Linked DNA regions of Homo sapiens: region 2 is linked to region 1. Evidence: read pairs that join two places in POLR2A ChIA-PET (ENCODE). Cell type or tissue: GM12878. All regions are shown on one strand. Region 1 overlaps AUTS2 (activator of transcription and developmental regulator AUTS2). Region 2 overlaps AUTS2 (activator of transcription and developmental regulator AUTS2).

Region 1 (8,000 bases):
TGTCCAAGTAGGAAAAGACAAGACTGTCCTGTATCCATCACATGCCAGACCTTTGCTAGGTACCCACACATTCATCTTAAACCTCATAGTGATGCAATATGGTGACCACAGAGAGCCCTAGATCACAGAGAAGAAAACCTTTTGAGTGTTAGGTCAAGTTTTAATCTGTGCTAGATTTCAAACTATGCTTCCTGATTCCATGTGTCCACCAGCAGTACTCTTCCCATAAGGCCCTTCAGATTCCTCTTTTATGAAGGTAACCCAGTCAACGGCAGGTAGAGTGGTGCAGAGTAAAAACACTCTGGCCAGAGAACCCCCAGGAAAGGTGAGAACTTCTCAAATGAGAGACACACAAGGAATGAGGGCAAAGATTAGAGACACTGGCAGCATTCATGATCTTCTTTATCCTCCTGGCAACCTCCATTTCTAGGGGGCTGTGTGCTTCAGCATCTGTTATGTGTAAACAAAAATGTTGCTTTCAAAAAAATGTTGAATATGCTGTAAATGTAGAATTAGGGGTATAATATTGTCATTTTATTTCACGTTATGTTTTCTAGTCTTTAAAAAGCTCTCAAAAACAGTATCTGATGAACCAATTTTACATATGAACTAATAAAGGCGCAAAGCAGTGACTTACTCAACGTCAGAATGTCAGTTTCTTCCGAATCCTAGTCTACCATTTTTCCCTGCCCCAAAACGAATGACATTTTTAGTCATATTCAAACGGAAGGAAGATCACATGGAAACACACAATGGTTTTTACATCTATGCTCCTCCTATCAACTTTCTCTCTCTTTCCCTCAAAACCCTAGTTCTCTACCCACACCAATGCCATCCCCACTCCTATATCAAACTCTGAATGTCACACTGAGAAGTTCCAATGATCAAAAAAAAACTGAGGCTCCCGGAGACAAGGATCTTTTTTTTTTTTTAATTAAACAACTACTGTGTGCCAAGGGCTTTCCATACATCAATATAGCAATAGCAATATTTACTCAGTCTTAATTATGGGCTAGGCACTGTGCTAAACATTTTAAATATGATCACAGTTAATCCTTATGAGAATCCTGTGAGGCTGGTGGTTTATTTTTGTATACGAAGAATCTGAGGCTCAGAAACATCCAGTAATTTACCCAAGACTCTACAATTATTAAGTCATAGAGTTGGGTTTTGAATCAAAGCCTTATGAGCTCTGACGCCGGCACTCTTAGCCGCTGTTATGTGGCACATAAAGATGGGAAGGACAAGAGAGGTGGGCATGGTGGGAGGCACGAGGAGTGGAGAGTGCCTGGACGCTGGAACATGTGTGGAGAAGCTGTAAGAGGGAAGCAGAGTCACACGGTCAGGTTCTTAGGTCATGCTGGGAAGTGTGGGCTTTATCTGGATGCTGAACATCAACCAGAACATTTCAAGGTAAATGACCTGGTCAAATGTGTATATTTTAGGAAAAGTCACTCTGGTTTTGATGTAGAGAATTGATTTTATTGGGGCAGAGGCAAGCCTGAAGGCAGACAGAGGATCAGGAGGTTTCGTGTTATTCTAACAAATAGCTGATGAGGACAGTATATACCAGGGTGCTTCCGGGGTGTTCAATAAATATTTGTTAATTGTGGTATTGATTGGTTACAAGCAGAACAATCTGTTGTACCTATTGGGGCATGTCAGCTCCGTCACACAGTCATTCCAGTATGTGATCATGGACTCTGGGTACAATGCTCTCTTGTTCTGAGATGGCAGCCAGGATTGTGTTACTCTCTCTCTAGGGTTTTATCCCCTAAATGTGTGCTTCTGTTACTTGTGGAATTTCAGGTAAAATGTGAGCCCCCAGGTTCTGAGCATGGGTATTTGTCTTTTGATTGGGGTGGGAAGGGAATTGGGTAGGTGAGTGGTACAAACATTTGAAGAGAAGTATAGATTTCCATAACATGTTTCCTCCGTTCTTAAGCAACCAATTGCATTCCTTGTAGGCATGCATTCAGATGGCTAAGAGCTAATGTGAATGGGAAGGTAAGAAAATGATGTCTATGATCGGCCAGGCGTGGTGGCTCACGCCTGTAATCCCAGCACTTTGGGAGGCCAAGGCGGGCAGATCACGAGGTCAGGAGATGGAGACCATCCTGGCTAACACAGTGAAACCCCGTCTCTACCAAAAAAAAATACAAAAAATTAGCCAGGCGTGGTGGCGGGTGCCTGCAGTCCCAGCTACTGGGGAGGCTGAGGCAGGAGAATGGTGTGAACCTGGGAGGCGGAACTTGCAGTGAGCCGAGATCGCGCCACTGTACTCCAGCCTGGGCAACGGAGCGAGACTCCATCTCAGAAAAAAAAAAAGGAAATTATGTCTATGATGGGGAATGAGGCCTGATTCCCCACCAAAAGCCTCAGGAGGTTAGCTGAGGTACACTAAGATAAGATAGGTATGATGTCACACAGAGCCAGACGTCTGTCATTTAACATCAAAAGGGTGTGATGTCCAGGTTAGAAGGGCTCCAGAAGGCAAATGATTGTTCTTTGCAAACTCCTGGTTCTGTACCCCTCATGTCTCCTAACAAAGTATGCAGCTGTAGGAGCCAATGAGCCAAAGACCATCATCAGATGGTGCCTGGTTCACCCTGGATCTTGAGACAAGAACCTCAGAATCCCTTTTGGCTTGCCCTGCCCAGACATATACTTCATTCTTTCTAATCAGGAGCTACAGCTCCTGCTTGGGCTATATGCACTGAGAGCAGCTGGTCAGATACCACAGGCTACATTAGAGTGGGGCTCATCTGCCTGAATGAGCAACAGAAAAAAAGCTAAGGGCCCATCCAGATAAAATGCAGTCTGAGCAGAGTGTACTATATTACCTAGTATATGATTTAGTGCCTAAGCGCAAACCTGAAAAAAAATTTTTTTTTTACTTCCAAGTGACCTCATCCACAAACCTCAAATATTTAGAATGCTAAACATGTGAAAAACATCTGGCCTTTTAAATAAACTAGTATAGTGCCATGATAGCATTCATTTACTTCTAGATACCCAGTTGTCCTCTATTTTAAGTGTGTATAAAAATCATTTGAGAGAATCTTAAAAATGAAAATTACTATACCCAGAGAGTTTGATTTAGTAGGTGTGGAGTCAGGCCTACTATGGTGGTTAAAATACGTCCACAATTTAATGCTCCTCCCTTCAAAAGTGCGGCCTTGGCCGGAGTGCGGTGGCTCACACCTGTAATCCCCACTTTGGGAGGCAGAGGCGGGCAGATTACCTGAGGTCAGGAGTTCAAGATGAGTCTGAACAACATGGTAAAACCCCGTCTCTACTAAAAATACAAAAATTAGCCAGGCATGGTAGTGCAAGCCTGTAGTCCCAGCTACTCAGGATCCGGAGGCTGAGGTAGGAGAACTGCTTGAACCTGGGAGATCGTGCCACTGCACTCCAGCCTGGGCAACAGAGCAAGGCTCCATTTCAAAAAAAAAAAAAAAAAAAAAGCTTGGGCCTAATTCTCCTCCCCTTGAGTGCAGGCTGCCATTAATGACCTGCTTCTGACTAACAGAATGTGGCAGAAGTGACAGTGTCTGACTTGCAAGATTAGGTCATTTTTCTCTCTCTTGAATCAGTCACGCTGGTAAAACCAGCTGTCATGTTAAGAAGTCCATGTGGTGAGAAACCAAGGCCTCCTGCCAAAAGCCATATGAATGAGCCATCTTAGAAGCAGACTCTCCAGCTCCAGTCAAACATTCAGATGACAGTGGCCCCAGATAACATTTCGGCTGCAGGTCCAGGAAACTAAACATTAAAAGAGCAAGCTGGCCACACTTGCTACACAGGTTGAAAATTTCCAGCTAAAAAAAAATTTACACTAAGAATTTAAATGCAACAAGAACAGGTCTCTAAGGAAGAGCAATGACCTCTTTTCCCGGGACCAAATCTGATGAAGAGTCTGACAAGTACCTTTACTCCTGGAATCTCAAAAGAGAAGTCAAGCAAGAACTACCCAGATAAGTCACTCAGAAATTCCTGACCCACATAAACTAAGATAGTAAAAGTTTGCTGTTTTAAGATGGTAAGTTTTGTGGTAATTTTGTACCCCATACATAACTAATACACCTAAAAAATCAGAATTTTACCCCATATGTAACTAATACACTCAACAAATCTGGATCTTGGTGACATGTAGTAAAAAATAAATACCCACAGTGACACAATCCAATGTTTCCAATTTGGCATGATATTCTTTGTTTAAAGGAGGAAAAACGACTGGAAACAAAATTAGATTGTGCTCATCTTATTCAAACTCATTAGGCTTAAGATTCATTTCATTTCCATGATACTGTTGTGCAACCACAACCCCATTTAAGTTTTAGGGAGGCAACATGAGGTCCAGGAAACTAAACATTACAAGAGCAAGCTGGCCACACTTGCTACACGTTTAAAATTTCCAGCTAAAAAAAAATTTACACTCAGATTTTAAATGCAGAAAGAACAGGTCTCTAAGGAAGAGCAACAACCTCTTTTCCCGCGACCAAATCTGATGAAGAGTCCAACAAGTACCTTTACTCCTGGAAAAAGCTCATCCATGACAATTCTTTAACTTGGAATCACAAGAAAGAAGACGACTATGGAAGAGAAACAGTAGAGTGTGATGGCTAAAGGCAAGGCTCTGGAATGAAAATGCTAGGGATTAAATCCCATTTGCTAGCTGTGTGGCCTTGGCCAGATTGCTTACTTTCTCTCTCTGCCTCAATTTCATGAACTAGCAAATGAGGGTAACAGAGTCTAGCTCATCAAAAAAATTAGCCAGGCGTGGTAGTGCACACCTGCAGTCCCAGCTACTTGGGAGGCTGAGATGTGGGTAAATTACCTAAACCTGGGAAATCGAGGCTACAGTAAGCCGTGATGGCACCGCTGCACTCCAGCCTGGACAGTGGAGTGAGCCTCTGTCTCAAAAAAGCCACCAAAAACAAATACACAAACAGAGTGTAGCTCATCAGACTCTGTAAGAAGTAGACAGTTCAACAAGTATAACGCCCTTAGAATAATGCCTCATACATCAAAGCACTCAACACAAATAAGCTATTATCATATTTCATTTCTACATTATCTCCTACTAAACCTTTACCTAGACACACTAAGTAAAAAAAATTGAGTTTTGTCTTCATATCTTCCTCTTGTCTTTCTTCTGTGGTTGTGACGCTGGTTTAAAAAAAAAAAAAAAAAAAAAAAAAAAAAAAGCCTTGGCTGGGCATGGTGGCTCCCATCTGTAATCCCACTTTGGGAGGTGGAGGTAGGAAGACCGCTTGAGACCAGCCTGGGCAACATAGCAAGACCAAGACCGTGTGTGTCTCTATCAAAAGTTACAAAATTAGCCAGGTGTGGTGTCACGTGCCTATAGTCCCAGCTACTCAGGAGGCTGAGGTGGGGGAATCGTGTGAGCCTAGGAGTTTGAGGATGTAGTTGAGCTATGAACGCGCCACTGCACTCCAGCCTGGGCAACAGAGTAAGACCCTGTCTCAAAAAACAAAAAACAAAAATTAAACTAAACAATTAAAAATAAAAAGGGACCTTGGTGTGAGATTCAGTCAGGAGAAAGAAAACTTTCTGTCACTGCTGCCTAAATACTATCATCCAATATTAACTTATTGCTCACTGGGGACATCACAATATACATCTTCATAGAGAAATAAAGGTTGGTTCTGCTTCCTACACTTGACTCAGGAAGAAAGCCTTCCTTGATACTGCATAATTTTTAGAACTCCCAGCCTCAGAAGAACTGATCTGCGTTGCTTGGTTCCTTCTGTACACAGATTTGCAAAAATATTCCATAAGAATTTGCATTTTCCCTGTCTTTTTCCTATTCTTTTTTCCTTCATATTTTCTTGTCTGCACAATTTGGTTCTTTTTTATAGTCACATTCTATTCCTGTACCATCCTACCCAGATCATTTACTTTATTCAGGATATGAAGCCTCTTTCATTCTTCATTGGAATTTTTTTCTTCTGAGCAACAAATGTAAAAAAAAGTCTGCCTCTGCGTATTATTTGTCTCCTCTTTCTGACTATCCTCCCCCATGGCAGTTTGTCTAACGTAAAAACATTTCTCACAAGGAAATTTCTGGGCAGGGGGCAGAGGTAAAGGGTGACTTCAAAAATGCCAACATTGAGCAAAGCACTTGCCACAAATGTAATGTTGGTGTATTTTAAAAGCCTTGCCATGTAACCTCACAGTATCTTTGCAGATTTATCTCCTGTTATCAAGGCTGCTACTTAAGTCAACAAGGCATTGGGCTGAGACTATAAACACTGCCACAGTGGATCATATTCACAGTCCATCCTCACATCAGCACTCTGCATCTGACAATCAACTGCACCAAATAAGAGTTTAAAGGAAGATATAACTGTCCTCTCTCATATAAAAGTTAAAATATCAACTGTTACAAGCTCAAGAGACTAAAAGGAAAGCAACGTCTGTCTGTGTAGTGATTCTTAAAGTTGGGTATAATCACAGGAGGGCTTGTTAAGACACAGATTGCTGGCTTCCTCCTCAAAGGTTTCTGATTCAGGAAGTCATGGTAGAGCCTTGGAAATCTGCATTGCAAACAAGTTCCCAGATGATGATGATATTGCTGCTTCGAAGACCACACTTTGATAACCACTATTCTGGTAAAGAAGTAAAATCCAGAGATGCTACAAATCGAGACAAGAAATGTGATAACAAAACTCAGCACGATTCTCGACAACAACTCAGGTCTGTCACCATCCATGTAACTGTGGGGTTCATGATCCTACATTTTGGCTGTCAACAGGAATAAAACTAATAGATCAGGAGAATGATAAAGCAAAGTCTGGGCTAGTAAGTATATTTAAGTCTTCATTGGAGGCACTATAGGATTAACTATCATGGCAGCTCTTTACTGACTCTTAGAAAGTAGAGACGAAGGTGACACTTCAAATCCACCCTAAACTCAGCATTTCAGAGTTGAGTCAGGAACCAAGTGAGGTAAACCTCTGACATGCTATAGGAGCCACTAATGAACTTAAATTCAACATCAAAGGTATGAGAAGTTTCACACAGTGAGGACTGAAAGCTCTGTGTGCCCACTGGGGGATACCTGCAACACTACTGTGCTTTGTGAAAATGCCATTTGAGTAAACTACAGATGTGTACGTGACCATATATGTGTGTTATGGTTTCACACCCACTCCCCCAGCAACACTCCCATCTCTTCCCTCCTGTCTTCCTCCTATCTGTCACTGCTGCTCAAATACTATCAGCCAATATTAACTTATTGCTCACCAGGGACATCACAATCTACATTTTCTTAGGGAAATAAAGGTTGATTCTGGAAATACACGTTGTTTAGTATGGTGTCAATGGAAAATGAAAAAAAATTTTCTTTGAGACAAGAGTCTCACTCTGTCACCCAGGCTAGAGTGCTGTGGTGCAAACAATGATCACTGCAGCCGCAACCACACAGGCTCAAATGATCCTCCCACCTCAGCCTCCTGAGTAGCTGGAACCACAGGTGCCTGGAACCACGCCTGGCTAATTTGTTTGTTTATTTTGTAGAGACAGTGTCTTGTCATGTTGCCCAGGCTGGTCTGAAACTCATAGAATCAAGCAATCCTCCTGCCTTGGCCTCCCAAAGTGCTGGGATTACAGGCAAAAGCCACCATGCCTGGCCTAGAAAATGAAATTTAAAGAGTTCTGAAAAATGTTAAGTCCCAAAGAGAAAAGCATGTGCCACTGTTAGAGGCCTCCCCGGGAACAGGTGGGAACAGTTGAGTTTAATTAGCTTATAGCTGGTACTGACTGTATGGGAAGGCAGGGATTTGTTTTTTGACTCCAAGTCTTCAGGTTATATTTTCTGTAACTGTTAACAACTACAAGGACTTTTTTTTTTTCCAAAGATGGTAACATTTGTATGCAAGGACTTTTATTTGGTGTTTACAGGAAACAGAGGAGAGAAACCAAGATGGTAAGGATTTCCAGCAAAGCAATCCAACATCATTATAGAGAAGCAA
Region 2 (8,000 bases), 71 kb before region 1:
TAAAAAAATTATTTACTTATTTATTACATTGAGATGGGGTCTCATTATGTTGCCCAGGCTGGTCTCAAACTCCTGAGCAAGCAATCAATTCTTTCACCTCAGCCTCCCAAAGTGCTGGGATTACAGGCATGAGCCAGCACGCCCAGCCTATCACTTGGTCTTTTTTTTTTTTTTTTTTTTTTTTTTTGAGACAGAGTTTCGCTCTTGTTGCCCAGGCTGGAGTGCAGTGGCCTGATTTCAGCTCACTACAACTTCCGTCTCCCAGTTTCAAGCGATTCTCCTGCCTCAGCCTCCTGAGTAGCTGGGGTTACAGGCGTGCACCACCACTCCCAGCTAATTTTGTATTTTTAGTAGAGATGAGGTTTCACCATGTTGGCAGGCTGGTCTCAAATTCCTGACCTCATGTGATCCACCCACCTCGGCCTCCCAAAGTGTTGGGATTACAGGTGTGAGCCACCACGCCTGGTCCACTTGGTCTATTTAACCTGAGAAATAATGCGAAGAAAGTACAATTTGCTCCTTGAAATACTAGCACCATATAAAGTTCCAGCATTTCTTCCTAAATCTGCCTTCTGTAATTTATGAGACATGCAAATAAGAGAAAGTTCTGAGACAGGGCTGTGGGGGGAGGCATTTCCTATCACCATATGGAAAGATGGAAACTTTAGGAAAGTTTGGCATGGGAAGAGAGCAATACTTTGTACTCCTGATAGATCCAAAATTAAAAGGACCATCATGTTAACTGCTACCAGAGAGAGGCAAAAAGAAGTCCTGAAAAAGCATTTACCACTGATTCTATCATTAATCTCTTTTCAACTGCTTTAACTTGCTGGCTTTCCAAATGAGACATCTGTCCATTTCCAAAAAGAAAATAAATGCATACAAAAATAGTTACTAGGTGCAGCTCAACATGAAAATATTACCTACAAGGCCTCCTGCCAGAGCCTAACCATTAAAAAAAAAAAATGGGTTTATTGGATTCTTTTAGGGAACACCTCAATGTAACATCAAAAATCTTCCCACACAAGGCTTAATGGAACAGGGAAAGACGGGGAAAAAGGAGAGGAAAAAAACTCTCCTTCCCAGCTGAGTACTGACACATACAGTAAGGTTTGGGAGGCAACTTTATGTGCTCTTACTAGTAGATTAATGAATGTAATTACCTAGCATTGTGGCTGTGAATGCTGCAAAAACTATAATTTATAGAGTGCTGTAAAGTTCTAATGTGTTTTTATGTCCATAAGCTGCTTAACCATAATCTAATGCATTTGTACAAGAACAGCCTAAGTGGCTCTCAGCTCAACAGTGAACACAAGTGTCTGAACCTTGGCGATTCTACTCATACGTCTTTATAATCCAACCTCGTGTGGTAGGCATCTGAGGGAAACAGCTGCTGAATTATACAAATAATTCTAGAGACAGTGACAAGGCTCTCTGCCTCTCTCACCATGAGAGGAGCTTCTGGCTGACAAAGGGCTGCAGGCTTTAATTAAATGCTGGAGTGGTTCTGTACATGTTTGGTGGTTACTTTTTCTTTTACCACCATTGTCACCACCCTCTCCTCTACTTCATCTACCCTCATCCAGGGTTCTCAGAGGTGGGAGAGAAAGAGGAAGGAAGTGATAAGAGCACAAGGAGAAAACAAATTATCTATCTGAAAATATCTTACCTGATTTCCCGCTTCGAAAAGGCTCAAAATGTCTAAATTTTCCTCTTTTTCTGCCATTATATTTGCAAGGAAAGGCAAGTACAGCTAAACAATTCTGACACCTGAGGCAAATTATCCTTTGAGATTGCCTTAGTCAGGGGTTTGAAGCATCTCACATGATCCTCTGGATAGATAATTATGATGATGAGGAGGAGGATGGTGGTGTTCACTGTGGTAGTGAATGCTAATGAAGAGCTTATCACCTGCCAAAATCACATGCCCACCACAATTCTGTATGCAGGTACTATTAACAATCCATTTTCCCAGCTGGGTGATATGGTTTGGCTTTGTGTCCCCATCAAAATCTCATGTTGAATTGTAATCCCCAGTATTGGAAGTAAGGCCTGGTGAGAGGTGACTGGATGATGGGGACGGATTTCCCCCTTGCTGTTCTCATGATACTGAGTGAGCTCTCACGAGATCTAGTTGTTTAAAAGTGTGTGGCACCCCCACCCCCACTTTCTTCCTCCTGCCCAGGCCACGTAAGATGTGCCTGCTTCCCCTTCACCTTCCACCATGAATGAAGATTTCCTGAAGCCTCCCCAACCATGCTTCTTGTACAGCCTGCAGAACCATGAGACAATTAAACCTCTTTTCTTTATAAGTTACCCAGTCTCAGTTAGTTCTTTGTAGCAGTGCAAGAATGGACTAATACACTGGGCAACATAGGGAAATCCCATCTCTCTAAAAAATTAAAAGGTACTCAGGATGCTGACATGGTAGAATTGTCTAAGCCTGGGAAGTCAAGGCTGCAGCAACCTATGATCACACCACTGCACTCCAGCCTGAGTGACAGGGTAAGACCTTGTCTCAAAAAAAATAAAAATCAATTTTTCACAGGAAAGGACTGAGGGCCGTGATTCACAGTGGCAAGGCAGGTGTTTGAATCAGCTTTTTACACCAGAGCCTATGCTACACTCACTAGGTAAGTTATTTAACATTTTCCTCATCTGTAACATAGGGATGATAATAGTATTTACCTCATAGGATTTTTGTGAGAATTTAATAAGTTAATATATATAATGTGCTTAGAAGAGTGTCAAGATCTAGGAAATGCTCAGTCCACTTTGGTCATCATTACATTTAGTACTCTAGGAACAAGCAAAATATATTACTGGCGAGGAAATAAGCAGCCACAGAAACTGCCTACATTTTCTGGAGGCAAATGTTCAAAATCTCAGGCTGGGCACAGTGGCTCGCGCCTGCAATCCCACCACTTTGGGAGGCTGAGGTGAGTGGATGACTTGAGCCCAGGAGGTCAGGATCAGCCTGGGCAACATGGCAAAATCCCGTCTCTACAAAAAAAAAAGAAAAAAAAAATAGCCGGGCATGGTGGCACATGCCTGTAGTCCCAGCTACTTGGGATGATGAAGTGGGAGGATGACTTGAGCCCAGGATGGAGGGAAGCTGCAGTGAGCTGAGATCGTGCCACCGCACTCCAGCCTGGGCGACAGAGCAAGACCCTGTCTCAAACACACACACACACACACACACACACACACACACACAGAAAGTCTCAAATATCTATAACTGAGGGTTCCAGAGATTTATCCTGGAACACAATAATACCAAATAACTGATAAAGCAGCAGCATCAGAGTAAAAGGACAAGCCCCAGTCTGCATCTCAAAGCACAACGGTGAGTGAACAGCTCTCCCACCCTAAGGTGGTATCCCAAAGGGCCCTCAGCTGTAAGAACACAGAAAGAGCCTCAGCAATAGCAATCCCTACTTTCTACTCTTTTCAATAGCAGGACACCCTATCTTAAGAGCGACTGGTTGAGTATAGAAACACAATGGCATTACATCAGTGGCTATGCAGAGATGAAAGCCAGCTCTAAGACACACACTCAGGGTAAATTAGTATCGTGGCTAATACATAATTGATGCTCTTCCTAGTTAAAAATGTACTGCTCTCCAGCATTCACAGGATGAGAGATGTGATTTGGATTCAATTAAAAGCTCTATCCTGTCCAAGGAAAGAAATTCTGCCTCTCCGAGTCATGTGGCTTCTTCTTTACTTCTTATGCCAGATTGACCTCTGGAAGCCTCAAGAACCATCCGTTTTCACTGGGGCTGCTTAGGCAGTACCTGGACATCTCTCTCCTGCAGGAGAGTGAAAGGGAGACACCACTTTCAAGAGAGACAATGAAACAAGGAGGCGTTTTCCACCTCCTCAAAGATTAGCTTTGACCCTGGATGTGAGCACTGGTTCTTGTCATTTAGTCTAAAAGAAAAGGTGTGGGGGTAAATAAACGATTTCCTGAACAAAAATGTTGCAGTCATAAAACAGCTGCAGTAAAATTGGACATAATAAGGTTTTGGGATGTGGCCAGTCCTTCCCCTCCCCGCTCCCTCCACCTTAGGGTTCTCCTACTACAAACCATTGTTTGTCCAGCAGACTTCAAGACTCACTTCCTCCTTAGCAGTTCTGGTCATGCAGGAAATGTCCACATATTCACTACCTCCTCACCCTACCTGCCACCACCATCCTCTTTGCCTTTCTATTCTGCTGTGGGATTAGGATTAGGATACCAACCTGTCTCCCTCACATTCTCTCTTTACACACATGCCCCCCACCGTCTACCCCAGCCCACTATGCTATGCAGGCATCTATGGCATGGCCACTTCTACCTTGTGGCTCCTCCTAGGAAGATCCATGGCTCCCTGCTGCTTACACCAAAAGATGGTACCAACTATATCTTCTCCACGGCCTGCCATGACTCTGGTGATGTCCTGCACACAACTCATTCTTCACTACGTGCCTCAGGGATGATTTCTCTCTCCCAAGCACCCCTCTAGCACTTTCTGTCTACACCAGTGGTCTGTAGGATGTTCCACTGAGGGGTAAGACTGCATTATAATGTCTATTTAAATGTGTTTTTCTCCTAAGCGAATTACCACAGTAACAGGAAAACCAAATACTGCATGTTCTCACCCGTAAGTGGGAACTAAACACTAGGTACTCATAGAAATAAAGACGGCAACAAAAGACACTGGGGACTATCAGAAGTGGGAGGGAGGAGGCAAGAGTTGAAAAACTGCCAGGTACTATGCTTAGTACCTGGGTGACGGGGTCATTCATACCCCAAGCCTCAGCATCACCCAGTATACTCAGGTAACACCCCTGCATGTGTATCCCTTGAATCTAAAATAAAAGTTTAAGTAAATAAATAAATATGCATCTCATTCTTTATTACTTTCTAATTCGGTATGTTTCTGATCTATATATTAGTACAGTAGTATAAATATAAAACTTTAAAATGAGGTGCTTACTCTAAGTGATTTGTCCAACTGGGGTTCACAATCAAAAAAGTTTGAAGACTTTTGGTTTAGACTAGGCACAGGGAAGCAAGCTTCCTGGTGGCAGAAGGCTTTTCACACACTTCTTTACTCAAAGCTCTTAACACTCAAAATGGTCACTAACTGATTCATTGACAGAGTAACTAGACATTATAAATCAAGGCCTATATACCCAAGGAGGTAGAAAAGGATGCTCTCTGAAACCAAATCCCAGTATTTGGCAAATAAGTAAATCATTAAGCTGCAAAAAATAAACCATATTTAGAACAAGTGTCAGCGGATCATTTTGGGAAACTAACAACATAATGAAGACTTCAGAAGGGCCATGGACCTCTAGGTAACAAGTCCCAAGCTAATCAGTGGGCAACCAACAAACACATCATCTATTATGTGATCTGGCCCATAGACTTCACTCAACAAAACATCAGAGATTTGCCTATCTGAATAGGATACTGTATTTAAACAGAAAAGCAAGGGAAGATGTGATAATACCTGCTCACCAACACATGTTTTTCTCATTAGGGAAGTTCAAAGTTGCCACAGTCCTGTTAATACTACTAGGTCAATGTACTGGAAAAGGGTCTAAATCCTTATGTCAATTCCTGTAGTAAAAGTTGCATCCAATTCCAGATCAATCAGGTGGCTTATGCAGTTATCATTATCCCTACTCCTAGGATACAAACCCTCTGAGGAAAAGACTGTCTCACACCTATCAAATATCCCACAGCACCAAGTCTGGTCCTTGGTAGCTCTCAAAAGAAATTTGTTATATGAACACTGAAAATATATATATATATATATATATATATATATATATATATATATATATATATATATATATATACACAAAATATTTTATGTATATATATAATGTATTTTATATATATCTCAAAATATATATAAATATAAAATACATTATGTATATATAATACATATTATATATACATATATATATATATATATATATATATATATATATTTTTTTTTTTTTTTTTTTTTTTTTGAGACAGAGTCTCGCTCCATCACCCAGGCTGGAGTGCAGCGGCACAGTCTCAGCTCACTGCAACCTCTGCCTCCCGAGGTACAGGCGCACGCCACCACACCCAGCTAATTTTTTTGTATTTTTAGTAGAGACGGGGTTTCACCGTGTTCGTTAGGATGGTCTCGATCTCCTGACCGCGTGAACTGCCCACCTCGGCCTCCCAAAGTGCTGGGATTACAGATATGAGCCACCACACCTGGCCACACTGCATATTTTTTAAAGTTAAAATTCAATATTTTTATTACAACTGGTTTTGTTAATTTGTACTATCAAATGAATTCTAGATTTATTAAAAGGCAGAAGGTCAGTATGCACATATATCCAAAACACAAATCTGAAATCAGAAATTGCTAAGCAATAGGAACAACCATTTGTGAATAACTATTTACTAATGTACTATTAGACGCTACTATAAGAATATTAAGAATAATAACAACATTCTTTCCCTCCTCTACATGCAGTTGAGTTGACTGAGAGGGTGCATAGAGGCTCTGACCTCTTCAAAGAGTTCCATTTCCAGAGCCCTGGGGTCCCAAAGTCTGAACCTGTGATGGAAAGTAATGATGCTCTCTCCATAAGGTTCAATTGGGACACCACTTTTGTGCTTCCTAAAATGATACTAAAATAAATCTATAGTCGCCAACATTTTCTACACATGAACCATAGGCCATCTATCAAGCTACTTGTGTCACAAACAGACCTGTGAGCCATTTTCATCCCACAGGCTCTACACAAAAATGGAACCAGGATATGGGCATAAATCTTTTAAGTCCCATGAGCCTCATGTTGGTAATCTAATGAGACAATCAATTTAACAATAATAATAATAATCCTCTTAATGCCAGAAATCTTAGCACTAAATTTGCAATCTGGCTCAGATAGGAGCAAGAAACAAATAATTTCTCTTCTGAACCACAGAAGAAAAAAAGATCAAAGTTACTTTTTCTCAATTATCTTCAGAAAAGTATCAAACTAGTACCATTTAGATACACAGGAGAGAAAGTAATTCCATAAACACAATGGATACCTTAGACTGAGCATCCAGTATTTAAGAAAGGCTCACCTAGACTTTCAAATACATACTTATTTGATATACTGGCAAATGCCTAGACAGTCAAGTGCAATGGTTTAAAAGAGAGCAAAAAGCTCATCCAGGAAGAATGGGGTTGGGGGAGAAGGAATAAATATGCAAAGCGTGATCAATGGATCCACAGAGGAATTCAGTGAAAGATGAAAATGGAAAAAAAAAAAGGGTTGGGGGTAGATTATAGTCAATAGATAATCATCGAAGGTTCAGGGAGGCATCACGAGTTGACAGATGTACATCCTAGATACCCAACATCAAACAGATGCAATGCAACTGGACGTAATGGCTCACACCTGAGGTCAAGAGTTCGCGACCAGCCTGGCCGACATGGTGAAACCCCGTCTGTACTAAAAATACAAAACAAACAAACAAAAATAGCTGGGCATGGTGGTGCATGCCTATGATCCCAGGTACTTGGGAGGCTGAGGCATGAGAATCTCTTGAACCAGGGAGGCAAAGGTTGCAGTAAGCCGAGATCGCGTCACTGCACTCCAGCCTGGGTGACAGAGATAAACTCCGTCTCCACAACTTGGAAAAAAAAAATAGATGCAATGCCTGGGGCTGACACCTACAAATTCCACCTTCTTAATCTCCGCCATCTGTTGTCCACCTCACTGTGACTACACTGCTACTACCTTAATTCAGACCTCCTCATCTGGACTTCCATTAACAACATCCCAAGTGGCCTCCATGTCTCCAGCCTTTCAGCCTGTTGTAGGATTGTGACATCTCCAAAGTGCAAGTTTAAGCATGCCACTTCCTTGCTTACAATGTTCAATGGCTATCCAATAATCAATTTCAATCTCCAAATAAAGCCTTCCATGACTGGGACCCTGCTTATGGTTCTAACCTCTTTCTTATC

Evidence for each region. Peaks named below come from ENCODE experiments on the same cell type or tissue, not always from the same donor. Only the 100,000 strongest peaks of a DNase experiment are listed, where the experiment ranks them.
Region 2: POLR2A ChIA-PET joins it to region 1 with 16 read pairs; 2 of 35 experiments call an interaction of 5 or more read pairs at or near these places.

What each region holds. Positions count from the first base shown.
Region 1 is chr7:69,803,408-69,811,407 of GRCh38, reverse strand. The region is part of intron 1 of AUTS2 (activator of transcription and developmental regulator AUTS2); the gene reads right to left. Among named protein-coding and RNA genes, the nearest start is that of AUTS2, 210 kb to the right of the region's middle. RefSeq lists an enhancer at 7,226-7,275. In GM12878, no CTCF peak of the experiment used is centred here; DNase peaks (open chromatin) are centred at 3,589, 6,676 and 7,067; H3K4me3 peaks cover 965 bases; H3K27ac peaks cover 3,147 bases.
Region 2 is chr7:69,874,338-69,882,337 of GRCh38, reverse strand. The region is part of intron 1 of AUTS2 (activator of transcription and developmental regulator AUTS2); the gene reads right to left. Among named protein-coding and RNA genes, the nearest start is that of AUTS2, 280 kb to the right of the region's middle. In GM12878, no CTCF peak of the experiment used is centred here; no DNase peak of the experiment used is centred here; H3K27ac peaks cover 2,055 bases.